3 separate regions of the Mus musculus genome follow, and all the other regions are linked to region 2. The links are chromatin loops, found by intact Hi-C in ENCODE. Cell type or tissue: left cerebral cortex. All regions are shown on one strand. Region 1 overlaps Gabrb1 (gamma-aminobutyric acid (GABA) A receptor, subunit beta 1). Region 2 overlaps Gabra4 (gamma-aminobutyric acid (GABA) A receptor, subunit alpha 4). Region 3 overlaps Cox7b2 (cytochrome c oxidase subunit 7B2).

Evidence for each region. Hi-C counts contacts between places; a loop is a spot of excess contacts. Peaks named below come from ENCODE experiments on the same cell type or tissue, not always from the same donor. Only the 100,000 strongest peaks of a DNase experiment are listed, where the experiment ranks them.
Region 1: it touches region 2 in a loop (2.8-fold over the local background); 2 of 42 quality-filtered maps call a loop at or near these places.
Region 3: a loop joins it to region 2, with 2.5 times the contacts of the local background. A loop is called at or near these places in 6 of 42 quality-filtered maps.

The regions. Positions count from the first base shown.
Region 1 is chr5:71,969,585-71,972,084 of GRCm38, reverse strand. All of the region lies in intron 4 of Gabrb1 (gamma-aminobutyric acid (GABA) A receptor, subunit beta 1), which reads right to left. Among named protein-coding and RNA genes, the nearest start is that of Commd8, 200 kb to the left of the region's middle. In left cerebral cortex, no CTCF peak of the experiment used is centred here; DNase peaks (open chromatin) are centred at 103 and 1,527; H3K27ac peaks cover 2,104 bases.
Region 2 is chr5:71,652,709-71,655,208 of GRCm38, reverse strand. All of the region lies in intron 2 of Gabra4 (gamma-aminobutyric acid (GABA) A receptor, subunit alpha 4), which reads left to right. Among named protein-coding and RNA genes, the nearest start is that of Gabra4, 4.3 kb to the left of the region's middle. In left cerebral cortex, no CTCF peak of the experiment used is centred here; a DNase peak (open chromatin) is centred at 976; H3K4me3 peaks cover 552 bases; H3K27ac peaks cover 538 bases.
Region 3 is chr5:71,501,252-71,503,751 of GRCm38, reverse strand. It overlaps Cox7b2 (cytochrome c oxidase subunit 7B2), which reads left to right. Exons shown (of 3, transcript NM_030052.3): 2 at 239-301. Among named protein-coding and RNA genes, the nearest start is that of Cox7b2, 46 kb to the left of the region's middle. In left cerebral cortex, a CTCF peak has its summit at 1,494 (motif pointing left); a DNase peak (open chromatin) is centred at 1,489.

The sequences.
Region 1 (2,500 bases), 320 kb before region 2:
GATGCTTACACTTAGAGCTCTAAGTCACGCCAGCCCAACTCTTCATTTTGCCACCACAAGGCTTCTCCTGCTGATTTAGAATCCAATATAAAGTGCAGTGCAGGTGCCAAGAGGATGAGTTGCATCCACAGAGAGTCTGAGTGATTCTGAGTCCTCCCTTTCCCAGGGTTAGGAACAGCACAGCTCCTTCACAGTAAGTGAACAAAGAGGGAGTCCTTGTGATTAGCTCCCATGTAGGCTACAGAATTGAGGAATGTTTCAAAAGTGAAAAAGAACTCCTCCTCTGTAGCTTCCGCTATTACATTTTGGGAAAAAAAGTCTTTGCTATTTAGAATTCCTATAAATAAAAATATTGGGGGGGGGGTGGTGGACTCAAGTTCTAGCCCCTCACTGACACCTGAGATCACAGAGCAGTCTCAAGTTTGCTTGGTATATTTCATTCTTTTCAATGTCTCCACCATGCCCTTCCCCTTACTGCTTCTGTCCCTTCTTGCAACTCCATGGAGACTATGTCTTAGAAAGAAGATATGGAATTGTCTATCCTCAAGTGGAGTTCTCAAAGATGTCTTTCACCATAAAGGCTGATGTGGTGGTCCCCTGGACTCTATCGATTCTACCATTTGAAGCACTTGGAACTAAACGTGCCTCCTGGGCAGAGGTCGACTAAACCGGGGAAGAGAGGCTCCACGTTGGATTGGCAGCCAATAGGCCTGATCAGAACCTCGCTCTTGGAGAAACAGGAATGCCAAATGAGGTAGGTTAATTGCACCAGCGTACTCATTAAAGTATGATTTGGTTCTTTGTAGACCCACGCTTGGAAACATGACCACCATATGATGATCTCCCATATTTGATGACATTCATCCATAATCTATGCTTACCCATGTAGTCTGACTTAAGAAATATGTTAGTTAAAAATTAAAATAGAGATACAGTATGTACATTACATAGGAATACAGATAGATATATGCTCATATATGTTTATTTCTTAATTTTCTCTATATTGTTTATCAGAAAAGGTGTTGAGGCAGGAAAAAATTATAAGATAATTGCATTTTCTCTTTTCAACTTAACTGCCTTTAAAGAGCAAGTAAAAAGAAACCCCCAAGTTTTATATATATACAAGGTCCTGCATAGGAGTGAGTTCTCATTCCTGTGTCAAGGCATGGGGGCGGGGGAGCTAATGAGTGTACAAACTGAAAAAACTTTAACCTTCTGAAACCAAGCATAGTTTATTGTGGGCTGAATCACCTTCAATTTTGTTCTGAGCTATAGGATAAACAGACCTTTCGATGTTCTTACTGAGTAGAAAGAGACCAAGATTCTGGTCAGCTATAGTTACCTTGGACTACCCAGGTGAAGCGGGTTAGTGCCTTTAACAATCTCTCGCCTATACTGAAAGGTTATTTTTGAAGACAAGGGGACTGAATGTTCCGTGTTCCCACCGTTGTCATGGAAACCTTTCAGCTAGCTGAATAGGTTAGCAGGATTTTATGTTCCCCATTTTGACAAATACAAGAAGACATGATCCCAGCTTTGCATCACTAATCAGGCGCTTCTGTTTTCCAGGCTTATGGCTCTTGATTAGTCATATTTTCTTAATGTTTTGTTGTTTTATTTATTTATTTTTTGCCACCCCCACTCCCTAACATAAATCAACAGGCAAGTTGTCTTTCAGAAATCATTTCCACTTTAAAAGCAGAGCCAAAATCGTGACTGGGCTGACCTTGTTGTGTGGGGACTCATACTGCTCACAGCTCTGAAAGGCTCCTGTAGATTAATTTAGGCTCCTGCTGAAGCTCTTCTGATTTCTACTGATTTTCAGTGGTTTCCTGGAGGTAAACTCACTTGCTAATAGGCAGGAATTATTCCTCATTTTAGCAACAACAGACAGCCAACACGGGCTTCTAAAGCACAGGTGAGATTCAGGAAAAAGGCATCCAAGGTTGAAACCAAAACAAGCTTGGTGCATGCGTGAATTCAGATCTAGCAAATAATGACTTTCCCATCTTATTTGAATCTAATCACCTTCCACATTTTTTCATTAATTTATTTAGTCAGTTTATATCCCAATCACACCTGCCTTCCTCTCATCCTAGTCTCGCCCTTACAAATTCCTCCCCCCCTGCCCTTATCTTTTCCTCCCCTCCTTAGAAAAGGGGAAGACTCCCTTGGGCACCACCCAGCTCTGGGATATCTAGTCGAAGCAGGACTAAGTGCATCCTCTTCCACAGAGGTCCAACTGGGCAATCCAGTGATGGCAGGCAACAGAATCATTGACAGCCTCTGCTCCAACTATTAGAGGACCCACGTGAAGACCAAGCTGCGTATCTGCTACAAATGTGTAGGGGATTTAGGTCCAGCCCCCGTGAGAGAACAAACTCCTAACAGTAGTAATGATACTCTTCTGTGCTTGCAGACAGGAGTCTACCATAACTGTCTCGTGAGAGGCTTCATCCAGCAGTGGATGGAAACAGATGGGGAGACCCACAGCCAAACA
Region 2 (2,500 bases):
TGTAAGACAACTTATTAAAAAAAAAGAAGAAGAAAGGAATCTGCTATATAGAAGCATTTTTACCATGTGCTCTCTCCCATAACACCGGGAAGACCATAAGAGAGTTAGGTTCCGTCAACTATAACGTGGCTAAGTGTCTCAAGTTGATTATCAGTCATCTTACTTGACATTGTTGAGTGATCTGCCTCATTCACCTGACCATTGCTATAAACCATCACGGGTCAGGGTTGCAGTTATCTTACTTTGAGTGTTAGCAGATGATAAATTACTAACGAAGTTACCATAAAAATTACAGCCTAATAGCATTGAAAATGTAAATGAGGAAAATACCTAATTAAAAAAAAATAAAAAACAAAACAAAACAAAAAATAACAAACAAAAAAATTTGCAGTCTAAGGGATATTTTCACCCTGCTCATAGATATCTGTGGTGAGACGATTGGCTCCTCAGAAATGGGCCGTTCTCTGTAAGCAGGTCGTAGTCCAAATATGACAGAAGGATGGTAATGATCACCTGCAGGACATGGATTATCTGTTTACATGGAAGTTCTATTGGGAACTATTGAACATAAAAAGAAACATTCCTGTTACCAGGTAAATTTATAAGCCGCAACTTTCATCCCTTCCATGACTTGACATTTTATACTTTGCCGAAAGTTTGGCATTTAAAAATAAGATGAAAACCATTCAGATTTTGACCACAGCACACTATAAATATGGATTGGCTTCCTGCCTCCTTTAATCCCATTTCTGCTCTTTGTGGGACATTTACCTTTCATCTGTTTATACAACTTAGCCGGGTTCAATTTAAAATAAAGCTGAAAGCAAAGACGTGAATTGCAACGGGATGGTTTGTGACTACACAGTCGGCCAGGCAGAGGTTGAAATAGATTTGGAAACCAAATTATGTATTTTTAACTTGGCAGCACAGCTTGCCGTGGGGAGATAAAGGGAGCTGAAATGGTTCTCTTCTCTTCATCCCTCCAGGAACTCCTCTCTCTCTCATCTCCACATTCTCCCATTGGGGAGGGCAGGGAGGGGAAAGGTGAACAGAGCAGGCCAGTAGAGAGAAGCTGGAATGGACTTCTGAAGGGCAGAAGTCTTTCAGCTTCTGATGAGTCAGTCAGTTAGTTCCTATCATGCTGATGTAGCTTGTTCCTGCTTAGAAGTGGCACCCACGTTGAGTTTGTCACAGAGGAACTAGAAAGTCGTTCTTTCTGTCTCTTGTCCACTTTGAACACAGTTGTATGGCTTCATAAAACTAGGTAGCTGACCACAGGAAGATAGTTTAGGAATCCTGCCTTTCCTTATTTTCTACATATCTGAGGCATACATACAGTCTTGGGGGCATATAATCTCAAACAATTAATACGATAAATATAGGTGGTTGCTTTAGATCATCTTCCTTAACCTTACTGATATGGAAATAGAAGACTTCCATTAATTTCACAAGGTTGCTCATTAGTGTAGTAGGACTTCATATTACTGGAATGTACCATGGTCTTAAATAATAAGATTGCTTCAGAAACACAGAGATGCACAAGGTAGGCATTATTCCTCTGCTAGAGAAGAGGTTGAGAGAATTCCTACTGAATGTCCACAATAACTAAGGCTAAAAATTGACAAAGTCACAGTTCACATCACATCTTCCAATCTTTAGTTAAGACACCTGATGGTTATGTCCATTTTTGGAGGCATCCTCACATAGTACTGTGTACCAAGAGTCAGTTATCCTGAACATAACTCTTATTATTTAGTTAAGGATAAATAAGCAATTATAACACCCCAAAAGAGAAAAATAATAGTATTTAAAATGGAGGAGAAAACATGGAAACTTGTATTCATTTGAGTGAACTTGGTCTATTTCTCTGACACAAACCTAATTGTTCTTAGGAAGTTTTCAGATGATCTGTGTCTCAGTCTGAAAGTTCCTGTGTCATGTGCTAGCTTTATTAATTGACTGTCAAACCACGATTAATAATCATACATCGAATGAATATTTTAAGTAGAGGAACAGAAAGTGAAAGCGACATTCCCTGAGTCACCAATTGATTCATTTGTTATACCAGTGTGCAGATACAGTGTTACGTAGAAGGAGTAATATGGAAGTCTTAAGACAGTATTTGGTATCAAAACTGCCTGTCATGGACTTTACCTCTAAGCAATAAAAAGAGATAAAAGTAGCCAAAATCAAACAAGTAAATGATAATATAGTGGGACAACTTAGTAACATCAAAATAGAAAGTGTGAAAGGAATCTAGTCTACATAGAAATGATGGCTAAACAAATCTTTCAAGTTAATAACAGAGGGTGCCAGGAGGGAAAGAGAAAAGTTATTGTTGGGCAAATAAACAACCAATAAAACCAAGCCAACTCAACAAGCAGACCAACAAAACAAATAAAATATGAATAAGTGGATAATAGATTGGTGTGATTATGAGAATCAAAGGTTTCTGGTGCCCTTCTTGTTCTAAAGTAGGGCCAGGATTATTACGGTACTA
Region 3 (2,500 bases), 150 kb after region 2:
GCCCCTGTCCCTAGAACCATAGGCAGACAGGCATGACATGACGTCTTGCCCCGTACTTTGCTTACATTTCATGTTTGAGTCATTTCATAAAATTTATGTTTCTTGGGTGCCCTTTGTGTGCAAACATTGCTTTTAATGGAGTACTATTGTGACCCTTTGTGGGTAGCATAGCCTATTTCCCTGTTGTCATTTTCTGTTTCTCTGAAAACTCACATTGATTTTTCTTCTGTGCTTTTAGGCAGCTGAGTCAGAACTTCTGAGGAGAGCGTCTGTTCTTGTCTGTTCTCGACTGACTTTGCAGGTAATGAGAACATTAGAGAAGTGGGTTAGAGCGCTCTAGATTAGGATTCCATTGCAATGTCCTGTTTTGAATAACATTTAGAATAGTGTATCTGCCACATGGCAGTGGTTGTAGCTACCACTTGGTAAGACTGAGGTAGGACAATCATAAATTCAAGGTCCGTCTAGGCTACTGTGTAAATTCCAGGTGTGAATTCAAGTCTGCTAGACCTGCTTACAGAACTTTTTTTTTTTTAACACGTTTCTTAAATTTTATTTCTAGTACTCATGTTTCCTTCCAGTACTTGAGAGTTAGGAAGGTCAGGACTTCAATGCCATCGTTGGCCACAAAGCAAAATTGAGGCAAGCCTTTACATTATGAGACTGTATCTACCAAACCAAAACAACAACCAAAAAATTGTAACACTCTAACAAAAAGTAAGACTATTACAAAGAATACAAGTAAACCAGAAAGTGTTAAGCGCAAATGTGTTGTCGGATATTTGTTCGGATATTTGATCACATTGTGAACCCCAAGATGTGTACTGGACAAACCTTGTTTTGGTGTGGCTCAGTCCTAGCACACAACTTTCATCCAAGAGCTTTCTGTTATTGCTTACAGAACCTTTGAGGGTGAAGCACAGTTAGTTGTACAGTGCTTTCTTCATATTAACACAAACCCACACAAAACACATGCACACACACCCTCTGTCTCTGTCACACACTCACACACATCAAATCATACTTCCTTTTTAAGGGGGGGGGCTGGAAGGAATTAAAAGGTCCCTCTGATAGGGAGTTTTTTTTTTTTTTTAATTTACATTAGTAATATATTTTAAACGTCTGTGCTCATCAAAACATGTTATGTCTTTATGTTAATGGTAATCAGTCTAACTACAGGGAGAATAAGAGGTTGATGTGAGTTAAGTTGACACAATGTTTCCAAAATAAACATTTCCTAGTGGAGAAAAAACTTTCCTTGATAGACTAGCTTCCTAGTGCTAACAGTAGGCTGCAGAAGAAAATCTGTGTGCTGTCAGTGAGCACGTACAAGAGAGGAGCACTTAAAAATAGTTATACAAAGGTTAAAAAATAACAACCAAAAAGCCAAATGACAAAAACAAACAAACAAAAAAACCCTTTCTTTTCAGCCAGCCGAGACCACTAAGTAGAATAAAATGTCATCCATCATTTCAGTGTTAAGAGCGCCCCCTGGTGTGGTCATATAATCATGGTTCTGTGGAATTTACGTGGCTTTTAGAATCTCCTTGTGCTATAAGATAGTGATGATCTTTCTTTTCCTGCTAGCTTGGCCAGCAGGTATATGGTGTATAATTTTCCACAGATGTGCAGTCACACATTTTTCTGGTGTCGATCCCTGCTCAGATATAGGATCAGTTTGAAAGCAGAATATGAGAATATGTGATTTCTAAAGTTCTTTATCTCATGTTAACATGCCATCCATTGTGCAATTATGCATACTGATATTAATTATTAAGGCACAACTTTGGGTGGGGAATAAACCTTGTTATGGGAAATTTCTGTTAACAATTCTGTCTTGGTAAATTGATGGGCATTTTACTAGTTAAACAAGAGAACTCAATTATGTTTATCTTTTAAGAAATTTACCTTGTGAAAAAGACACACATACTGAGACTTTCTTAGGAGCCTGCTGTTTCTCTGCAGCTGCTGAACGTGAAGTGTAAATGCCCTCCATTCTGTACTATGTCCAGGGATCTTAGCCAGGGATCCCCTGCTACCCATTAAGAATGTCATAGCAAATATCTCAGCCCAGACCAGCAGACTACTTACTTCTAACTGCTAGTTTCCTTGTATTTGTTTTCATACTCTTAAAAGGAATTGCATTGTCTTTGTGAGGTTAAATTGCATATATTATACTAAAATACACACGTATAAATTTTTACAGAGGTATTTGCTTTCTCCTATTTTCTCCTTCTATGCTAGAAGTTATTGACAGTTTAAATCATTTCTTATAGGCTTTGTGTCTTCAGTGTGATAATTGCAGGGCTACCGTATAAAGATATCTTTGTTTTTGTCTTTTGTAGATTCCCTTCTCATGTAATTTTGAAGCTATTAGCAAGATAGGTACTTACATTAGCCCCTGATTTGTTGAATAACCCTTTGAGTCCTGGTTTTTATATTTTTTTATATTTTTTGGGCAGGCCACTGACTCACAGGCTTAATCTCATCTTTTAGGAAA